Regions from separate parts of the Homo sapiens genome. Here region 1 is linked to region 2. Evidence: read pairs that join two places in POLR2A ChIA-PET (ENCODE). Cell type or tissue: OCI-LY7. All regions are shown on one strand. Links, peaks and the distances in the headings refer to the core of each region. The heading gives the core; the rest is flanking DNA. Region 1 has its middle 240 kb from the start of ZNF608. Region 2 has its middle 7.9 kb from the start of ZNF608.

Region 1 (5,383 bases), core at 74-5,073, 230 kb after region 2:
TTTATCGATTTATTTGGTGTAATGTAACATCTCAACACATTATTTATTTGGTACACCAAGCACGCTATTTTTATTATGGTGAGTAACACAAAAGCATAGACCTGGTATATGTCTCATTATTTATTCGGAACCCTGTAGTATAGGAGGCTTTTCCACACCAGGGCACATACAAAGGGGCCTCAAATATGGTTCAAAGTCATAAATGAAGATTTCAATAAAATCCTCCAAAGCTTTGAGGAAAACAAAAAACACTCAACAAATAGCATAAACGTGTTGGTGTGTGTGGTTGGATAAGACATTTCCTTTGAAAGAAGAGTTTTGGGAGTTTCAACTTACTTCCTTGTCTTTGCTGTTTACACCTTTAGAACTTACAGAAATGGCCAGGTGTGGTGGCTCACACCTGTAATCACAGCACTTTGAGAGGCTGAGGCAGGAGGATGGGTTGAACACAGGAGTTTGAGATCAGTCTGGGCAACATGGAGAAATCCTCATCTTTAAAACATACTTTTTGACAAACTTAGCCACGCTTGGTGGCACATGCCTGTGGTCCCAGCCACTCAGGAGGTTGAGGCAGAGGATTGCTTGAGCTTAGCAGTTCGAGGTCGCAGTCAACTATGATCACACCACTGCAATCTAGCCTGGGCAACAGAATGAGACCCTGTCTCAAAAACAACAACGAGAAAAACCTTACAGAGATTTAGGTCATTACATTTAACATCCTGCTAAATTAATAATTAACTAGTAACTTAATACTTTTGCTTTGGTTGTAACTATGTTCTATTTTCGTCACCTTTTCCTTCTGGCTATCAGATTAAAGACTCATTGACTCACTGTTGTCTTTCAATTATCTTTCCTTCTACATTTCCTACCTGGCTCTTCTTGCCAAATCCTGCTGCGTTTTGCTCTGCATAGGTGCCAGAAATTGTCTATTTCTCCCCTTCAAAACTTGTCCAAACCTTTGCCCCTGTGTGGGCAGCTTCCTGCCGCAGCTCTTGCCAGTACCTGTTCTCATATCTCCTTGTTGGGGCTCAGAAAGCAACACCCCAAAACATGGTGCTTTGGCACTGCTGAGCACTTTGAACTGGAGATCAGAAGGCCTTAGAAGCTGCTTCAGAAGCAAAATCTCTGACCTTCTCCTGTTCTCTCGTCCTCTCCCTCTCCTTCTCCTCCAAAACAAGTTATAGAGTCTAGAATTTCTCTTCCCCAAGGCAGGTTATAGAAACTAGATCTCCTCTCCCCAAAAAGCAAGCCATAAAGAAGACCCTCATTCCAAAGGAGTCCTTCCCTGTAGCCAGGAGGAAGGAATGCCACACAGAGAGGCCAAGGTGAATTGGAACAGACAGGGATTGCTGGGTTTTCACCCCTACAGTCTATTACCACTAGATCATTCCCTTTGTCCAGTCACATTTCTACGTGGCTGTCTATTCTTCATTGAATCTAAGCATAAAAACAGACAATTTTCCCTCAGTCTTTGACTCCTCATATCTCAAAGTTTGAGATATGAAGACTCAATCTTTGTCATGTAAAACTTGATTATATCAAGTAACTTTGTTATGCCTTTTTTTTTTGAGTTGGAGTCTCGCTGTGTCGCCCAGGCTGGAGTGCTGTGGCGCGATCTCGGCTCACTGCAAGCCTCGCCTCCCAGGTTCACGCCATTCTCCTGCCTCACCTCCCGAGTAGCTGGGACTACAGGCACCCGCCACCACACCTGGCTAATTTTTTTGTATTTTTAGTAGAGACGGGGTTTCACTGTGTTAGCCAGTGTGGTCTCGATCTCCTGACCTCATGATCCGCCCGCCTTGGCCACCCAAAGTGCTGGGATTACAGGTGTGAGCCACTGTGCCCAGCCTGTTACGCCTTTTTCTGGTTAAGCTTCCCCCACTCCCCACCTTTTTTTTTGTTTCAGAGGGTATATGTGCAGATGTATTACATGGGTATATTGTGTGATGCTGAGATTTAGGGTACAGATGGTCTTGTCACCCAGGCAGTGAGCATAGTACCCAATAGGTGGTTTTTCAGCCCACGCCCCCTTCCCTTCTCCTTCTAGTAGTCCTCAGTGTCTATTGTTCCCTTCTTTGTGTCCATGTGTACTCAATGTTTAGCTCCTACTTGTGAGAACACACAGTATTTGTTTTTCTGTTCCTGTGTTAATTCATTAATTCACATAGGATAATGGCCTTCAGCTGTATCCATGTTGCAAACGACATGATTTTTTTCTTTCTTATGGCTGTGTAGTATTCCATGGTATATATGTACTGTCTTTTGTTATAGGAGTGTTGGCCATGACCCTTATGATGGATGAGGAAAGGGATCATACCTTTCTGTCCCACATCCTCTACTGAACATATCAAAGATTCTTGGCCAAAACCAATTTTCCCTGACACTCTGTCTCAACTGTTCTTTCCCATTATAATTGGTGTTGATATGGACAGGAGGCAGAGAAATACTAGGTAGAAAAGGGTGGGGCTTCTGGCAAGTGTTCTACCCCCAAGCCTGGACCCACGTCCCTAAATGAGAACTTCACATCCCTGTTTTTCTGCGCAAATATTACCTTATGTGCTGCCACCCTCACATCCTGTGTCCATAAAAACTCCAAGCTCCACTGGCAGAGGAGCCCAGTGGTGTGGCAGAAAAGGAGAGAAGAGAAGAGGCAGCTGGACATTGGAGACTACAGTCAGAGAGGAGTTTGGCTGTCTCCAGCTGAACTCCAGGGGAAGATTATCTTCCTACTCCATCCCCTTTCCAGCTCCCCATCCTACTGAGAGCCACTTCCACTGCTCAATAAAATCTCCACATTGATTATCCTTCAAGTCTGTGTGAACTGATTCTTCCTGGATGCTGGACAAGAACCCAGGTACCAAGAGGGCAGGGTGTAAAAGCCTGTCACCCTGATCCTCCACTGACCTGGTTTAACACTTAGCCATCTGTGGATGGCAAATGCTAAAAGATCATTGTAAGACATGCCCTCTGGGGCTCTAGAGGTCACTAGCAACCCCTAGACACTGCCATGGGCCAGTACCAGGTTCGTTCCTTGCTCCTGCACCTGCCAACCTGCAAGCTTCCCCTCCTGTAAGGAGTTTGAGTGCGGTGGCCGAGCAAAGGAGACACCCCTGTTGCAAGTCCCATGAGGGGGTCAAGGGAACTCTCCCGTCTCAATATTCCTCACTGATAATGAGAGCAAAGAACACCATAGAATGAGACTTCATGAATTGCCATCAAGTTTTGCACACAGTTACTTTCATCCCAGATTAAAGTCTCTCTTTTTAGCTTTTCCAACAGTTGTCATCTCAGACCACTCAACTGCTGCTCTCACTTCTCTCTTCTCCTTCCTCTGCAGAGCTGGCCATACTCTTTTTTTTTTTGTCACTCTTTTTTTGTTACATTTTTGCTTGCTTTCTTGTCATTTCCTTTAAAATTCATCAACAAAATTAGTTTATTAAACTTTGATATCCATCCCAGTACTCATATATAATTTGATAGTGACAATCCTTCCACTTATTGTGAGTTTAGAATAACTTTGTTCTATAATATTGATTAGGTTCAGGGCACACTAACCCAAAATATGGCACCTTGGCATATTGAATATTTTAAGCTGAAAGAATCTGAGAAATTCCCTATGCTGGAAGGACTTTCTGACTTTCCCTAAAGCAGGTCATGTGAGAGGTGCCCTCCTTATACCTGGAGGAAAGGAGCATCCATATCTCCAAAGACACAGGGATGCTGAGAGGAATCTGAATGGACAAGCCTTGTCGTTTCTCCTAGTTTATTATAATTAGCACATGCCCATTTTATGCTATCATATTTCCCCATGACCGTCTACTCTTCATCAAACCTAGCATAAAGCAACCCAGTTTTAAGCACTTCTTTGGGTCTTCATTTCCTATTGAAGGCTCCAGTGTCACGCAAAACATACACATTTCTATGATTCTTTCTTTCTGTCTTTTGTTCCAGGGGCCCCAGCCAATGAACCTAAAATGAGTAAAAGATAAAGATGTTTTTCTCCTCCCCAACAATATTTGATTAATGCTTTTTCAGGTTTCAGACTTTTAGTTAACATTCTGTATTGTGAGATTACTTTTAAAAAATGAGATTCAATCTAATTTCTTAAATAAACTTGTGTATACCTCTTTGGTTGTTCATTTTGGTTTTTTATTCCATTTAGGAACAGTAATGTCATAGACTTTTGACATTCACTGGATGCCCATTCAATGGGCCTTCATAAATCTCAATAATTTTTTTTCATTTTAAAAAATCATGATAAAACACATACGACGTAAACTTTACCATTGTAACCATTTTTAAGTATACAATTCAGTGGCATTAAGAACATTCACAATGTTGTATGATGTGGTTCAGAACACACTGCCCCAAAATATGGCACTTTGGCATATTGAGTATTTTAAACTGAAGGAATTTGAGAAATAGGTGCTAGAAGGACTCTCTGACCTCCTGTTTTTCCCTTGAAGCAGATCCCAAGACCCTCATGTAAGAGGTGCCCTTGCTATACTCAGAGGAAAAGAGCATCCCTACCTCTGAAGAGGGAGGGATGCCGAGAGGAATCTGAATGAACAGGGCTTGTTGTTTTCCCCAGATTACTACCCTTAGCTCATAGCCTTTGTCCTATTACATTTTTCCATGACTTTTTACTCTTCCTCAAATCTAGTAGAAAAATGCACAGGCTTAACTGTTGCTTTGTCTTCATTTCCTTATAAAGTTTCCTTGGCCACATAAAACTTACATTAAATAAATTTTTACATATTTTTTCTTGTTAATCTGTCTTTCGTTAGTCTAATTTACAGGGTCCCAGTCAGATAACCTAAAAGGATAGAGACAAAGGATATTTTTTTTCTCTCCTACATGTGCAAGTATCACTGTTATTTCCAGAGCTTTTTTAAAATCTCAAATCATAACACTACCCATTAAACAATACCTCCCCATTCTTTCCTCCCAGCCTCTGGTAATCACGATTCCACTTCTTGTCTCTGTGAACTTGACTATTCTAGATATATAAGTGGAATCATACAATGTTGATTCTGTTGTGGCTGGCTTATTTACTTAGCGTAACAATAATGTTTTCAGGCTTCATCCCGTTTGCAGCATGTATCAGAATTTCCTTCCTTTTTTAAGGCTGAATAATATTCCATTACATGTATATACTGCATTTTGTTTATCCATTCATCTGTTGGTGGACATTTGGTTTGCTCCTATCATTTGGCTATTATAATAGTGCTGCTATGAACATGGGTGTACAAGTATCAGTTTGGGTTCTTGCTTTCAGTTCTTTTGGATATTGAATCTCAAGATTTGATAAGAAGTGCAGCATATGATTTTTCCAATAAAACTTACATTTTCCTTTTTCGACCCTTTCGTGTCTTCTTTCCAG
Region 2 (5,383 bases), core at 112-5,111:
AGGCAGAGGTTGCAGCAAGCCGAGATCGCGCCATTGAACTGCAGCCTGGGCAACAAGAGCAAAACTCCATCTCAAAAACAAACAAACAAACAAACAAACAAAACAGTATCATCCCCCTCCAACAACCTCCACTACCCGCTCCTTGGATCTCAAGATCAGCTCTGCCCCTGCTTGTACTACATCATTGTTAAGGTCATCAAAAGGTCCCTTTCCTCCTTTTTTAAAGACAGACGATCTCAATGCTGAGGAGGCCAGGGGCTTCTAGCAGTAACACAGGAAAACATGGTGATCTTTCTTTGGTGCCTATTTCCTCTGATTTAGGGTATATTATTAAAGATCAAAGATTATTTCTTGGGCTAGGCCCAGTGACTCATGCTTGTAATCCCAGCACTTTGGGAAGCTGAGGCTGGAGGATCGCTTGAAACCAGGAATTCAAGACCAGCCTGCTCAGCATAGCGAGACCCTGTCTCTATAAAATTTTTTTTTCTTTTTTTTTTTCTTTTTGAGTCAGTCTCACTCTGTCGCCCAGGCTGGAATGCTGTGGCACCATCTCAGCTCACTACAACCTCCACCTGCCGGGTTCAAGGGATTCTTCTGCCTCAGCCTCCTGAGTACATGAGATTACAGGTGTGCGCCACCACGCTTGGCTAATTTTTGTATTTTAGTAGAGACGGGGTTTCACCATGTTGGTCAGGCTGATCTCAAATTCCTGACCTCGTGATCCTCCCGCCTCAGCCACCCAAAGTGCTGGGATTACAGGTGTGAGCCACCGTGCTCGGCTACAAAAAATTTTTAAAAAGTTAGCCAGGCGTGGTGGCACATGCCTATGTCCTAGCTACTCTGGAGGCTGAGGTGGGAGGATCATTAACGGCCAGGAGTTGGAGGCTGCAGTAAGCTATGATCATACTGCTATACTCCAGTCTGGGCAACAGAATGAGAACATGTCTAAATATATATCTATTTCTCCAGTTTTTGTGTATTTGTAAGGGAGTCTATTCCTAGGCCTACCTTTTCTATATTTATGCCAACATTGACACTTGAGATCTACTCAGGATCAAGGGAAAAAGTGGAAAACAAAGTTATAAAAAATGAAACCAACATGGAAATGGGGTTAATTTATAGGAAAAAGAACTTAATTTAGACATAATGAGAAACTTACTGGCTATCCCAGAGGATTATGGAGAAAGATTCTTATCTCTCTGGGTTTGCTTATCAACAGGATGGCCTCAAGGCAGTGGGCAGGTGTCCTGCCCTGGTTTCTAGGGAATACAGTTGATGACTTATTAAACACCCACACAAACACAAGAAGGTCTTTGCTTTTTTTCCCTACAGGTAACATCCTGACTTGCTAAAGGTCCTCTAGAAAAAACACTGTCTCTACTTTTTCACACCTGCATGCTAAATCCAATTTAAGTTTCTGGGTAGTACTTTAAACAATATCCATTTCCCAGGCTGGATGTGGTGACTCATGCATGTAATCTCAACACTTTTAGAGGCTGGGGTGAGAAGATGCCTTGAGCCCAGAAGTGCAAGACCAGCCTGGGCAACATAGGGTGACCCCGTCTCTATATAAAATCAAAAAAACTAGTCAGGCAAGGTGGTCTATAATGCCAGCTACTCAGGAGGCTGAGGCAAAAGGATCACCTGAGCCCAGGAGGTCGAGGCTGCAGTGAGCCATAATCACGCCACTGCACTCTAGCCTGGGCAACAGAGCCGGACCCTGTCTTTTTAAAAAAACAAAAATATCCATTTCTGGATAACTGTTGCCAAAAGGAGACGAGCAGTGTTGTTCTTGGTCAAACATTTGACGTTTTGCATTATCCTGAAATATCACTGGAACAAGACAAAGCACTAAGAGCCTTGTCTACCGTGGAAAGAAGGGCCCCTGCACACCATAACATTTCAGGTCCTTTTGGGGAGCATGAAGGGTCTCAGAGAAGAAAAACATCAACAATGTTCTCCCTGCCATGAAAGACTGTGGGACATTTCCAATATACATTTTGTAAATACGACTATTTACACACATCGTATTACTCTGCTATGTTAACTTTTCAAGATACTTCTATGCCCTATTAATTCACCTTCAGTTTAAATTCCTTAGAGTATAACAAAAAGACCCTCCACCCAAGGGAGGGAAAGTAATAACTGTCTTGACATGTCTTTACAATACAGTTTACCTTAAACAAGTTGCGATGATATAGAGCAAATATTACGTGAATTTATTTAAGACTACAATGCATTTAATTAGTAAAGCAATATAAAGTTGAAGAACTTTATATACTTATAAACCCTCTATGTTTATGTAATTCCTCATATAGTCTCTAATCCTCCATCTTAAAATAATCAAAATAAAAAGCAGCAAATTGTCTTTTTTATGCCTTGCAGCTCTAGAGAACCTAGCAAAATATGGCAAAACAATGTGATCTTTAAAGGAAAACATTTGTATACTGCTCTCATTAAGAGAAGTGCAATGTAGGTCAGTGTTAAGTATCTGAAATTGTACCTCCGCTTGGCTCGGGCTTTTGTGGTGTGGTGTGTGCAGCTATATCTGAGTGGGTGCTCAAGCAAGGTCTGAGGATCAGTTAGCAAAGTAAGGCAATTTACATCTCGTGTAATGAAACCATTTCTGGAAAAGGATTTTTCTTTTATGCCAGCAGAGACTGGCTGCATAAAGAAGATCAAAACACAAGCTACATTAAAAAAAAAAAAAAAAAAAAGAACTACTTATTGGAGATTTCTGTTGCTGGTTTTATTACAATATGTATTTTACAGATTTAGGTAATAGCCCTGATTTTTCAAATCGACCTCTGTTTAGACACGTTTCACTTTCGGCTGTTTCTTGTCTGTAAAATTACAGTCATTTGCACGTTATTACAGTGAGTAGGAGACAGATTGTATTTAGCATTGGGTGGGGGAAGGGTTATTATGGGAAGTGATCTGCTAAGGTCAGCACATAATTTCAGCCTGAAGAAAATTGCTTCTGAATGGCTGGTCTGTTAGCTAGCCAAGGAATAGTCACTGGGAGAGACTGCAAAATACTTCTGCTTAATCTGCATTATAGAGTTATTCTCATTTCCAGATAGATGGCCCGTAGATACAGTGTTTGTAAAACTAAATTTAAAAACTTGTAGGTGAAATGTTGTCACTGCTCTATTTGAATTCAAAACAATTACAACAAAATGCAATACGATCAAGCACAGGAAGATCAAGAGGCAGCAGGATCCAGCCATTACGTTCCACTCCATCTTTCTCCTTTGCCTCCATTTCTCTGCTTCTTCTTTTGTCATTTTTAAAATCCTTATGACTTCATGACAGTAGATTTTTACATATGTGTAAAAATTGAGAGCAATACCAAACACATTGATACATGTATCTCCAACTTTCACACATATATGACTGCAGGAAAACAAAATGCCTAAATTAGTTTCTTTTTGGAGAGTGGCATAATTCCCTCAAGTGTGAAAGCACTAAATATACTTTTGATGCTAGAATTTAAGGATTTTTTTCACATTTTATAAAAATATATTCTATTTGTGCACATTTTCTAAAGCTGACAGAAGAACAAAGCAGTGATACTTATCAGAAACAGTAACCCCTGCCTAATTTTAATATTTAAATCCAACCCTTATGCATCACCTGGGAAGTCTTAACATATTTGGTTAGATGAAATCAGGAGACCAAAGTTTATTTTAAAGAAGAATAAAAGAGTTCCGTTATACTCGGCTCCTTTGGCTGTTGAATATCACTTTTGTTGTGAACAACTGTGCCTCTTTTGTTTTCAAAACAAGCTTTCCTAAAGAATGAATCACTACAATCATTTGGAGAATATGCAATAAACAACAGAAAGCCAGAAAGTTGTTTTGCTATTTTCTCAGCAGAGCCTTTCCTCCCCTTCCTCACAGCTCAGCGGTGCCTCCAGTCCACCAGCCAATCATCATTATGGAAATGTGGTTCTCAGCCCCCTGATTGGCTGACTTCTGGTCCAGGATGTTTAAGGTTTCTACAGCTCATCACATGCATTGCCTGCCAGACTGCTCTGTGGACCTTTTTCTACTATGAATATTTTAATCATCTTTTATTTTCCTTTCTTTTCCTTTCTGTCCTTCTGTCCTCTTTTTTAAGATTCTTAAAATCATTTAAGGAAGCACCTTGTATTTTCTTGCAAACACCTTTAAAATGTAATGATCTGTTAAGAATAGAGTTGAATATACGAGAACATGTTTTCTAACCATATTTTAATGTTTTCTGTTTATTTGGGTTTTAATGATGTGTCTTTGGATTTTAGAGGGGTCCCATGAAAGTTAAATGAACAAACATATGCTTTAATTTTTATAATTCTAAACATAATGTCTCCCAAAAAGAATTTTATTGAGATATTTACAAGTCAAAACATTAAATTAAAAAACCTTTAATACTGAAAAGTAATCTTTCAGGTAAAGGAGACAATGTATTTTTTCATAATTAAAACATTGCCTTTTATTTGTAATTTTAAAAGATGTTTTAAACATTAACACTCTTGGCCGGGTGCTGTGGCATACGCCTGTAATCCCAGCAGTTTGGGAGGCCGAGGCAGGTGGATCGCTTGGGGTTAGGAGTTCGAGACCAGCCTGGCCAACACGGTGAAACCCCGTCTCTACTAAAAATACAAAAATTAGCTGGGCATTATGGCAGCTGCCTGTAATCCCAGCTACTCAGGAGTCTGAGGCAGGGGAATCACTTGAACCTGGGAGGCAGAGGTTGCAGTGAGCCAAGATCATGCCACTGCACTCCAGAACTCCAGTCTGGACAACAAAGCGAGACTCTGTCTCAAAAAAAAAAAAAAAGGAAGTTAACACTCCTATAGTGTATTAAGGATGCACAACTCTTTCAAGCTTGTTGTTGTTGTTGTTGTTGTCGGGGTTTTTTGTTTTGTTTTGTTTTGTTTTGTATTTTTGGAGACAGAATCTCACTCTGTCACCCAGGCTGGATTGCAGAGGCATGATCGAAGCTCACTGCAGCCTCAACCTCCTGGGCTCAAGCAATCCTACCTCAGCCTCCTGAGTAGCTGGGACCACAGGCATGCACCACCACAGCCAGCTAGTTTCTTTATATTTGTAAAGAAGGGTGTCTCCTATGTTGCCCAGGCTGGTCTCAAACTGCTGGGCTCAAGGGATCCTCTTGCCTCGGCCTCCCAAAATGCTGGGATTATAAGCATGAGCCACCACGCCCAGCCTGAAATAGGTTTGTAATTCAAGTGAATAATAGTAGGAAATACATGTGTGATTTACTATGTTCCAAAAAGTCTTCTTAATTATTTATATGTATTAATTTATTTAATCTTCATAGCAGGCAAGTGAAATAAGTAGTATTAGCATCAGAATGAGGAAACTGAGACACAGAAATC

Evidence for each region. Peaks named below come from ENCODE experiments on the same cell type or tissue, not always from the same donor. Only the 100,000 strongest peaks of a DNase experiment are listed, where the experiment ranks them.
Region 1: POLR2A ChIA-PET joins it to region 2 with 16 read pairs; 7 of 35 experiments call an interaction of 5 or more read pairs at or near these places.

What each region holds. Positions count from the first base shown.
Region 1 is chr5:124,981,236-124,986,618 of GRCh38, forward strand. No RefSeq gene overlaps it. Among named protein-coding and RNA genes, the nearest start is that of ZNF608, 240 kb to the left of the region's middle. In OCI-LY7, for the core only: no CTCF peak of the experiment used is centred there; a DNase peak (open chromatin) is centred at 2,746; H3K4me3 peaks cover 457 bases; H3K27ac peaks cover 2,068 bases.
Region 2 is chr5:124,751,856-124,757,238 of GRCh38, forward strand. No RefSeq gene overlaps it. Among named protein-coding and RNA genes, the nearest start is that of ZNF608, 7.9 kb to the left of the region's middle. In OCI-LY7, for the core only: no CTCF peak of the experiment used is centred there; DNase peaks (open chromatin) are centred at 2,916 and 3,946; H3K4me3 peaks cover 923 bases.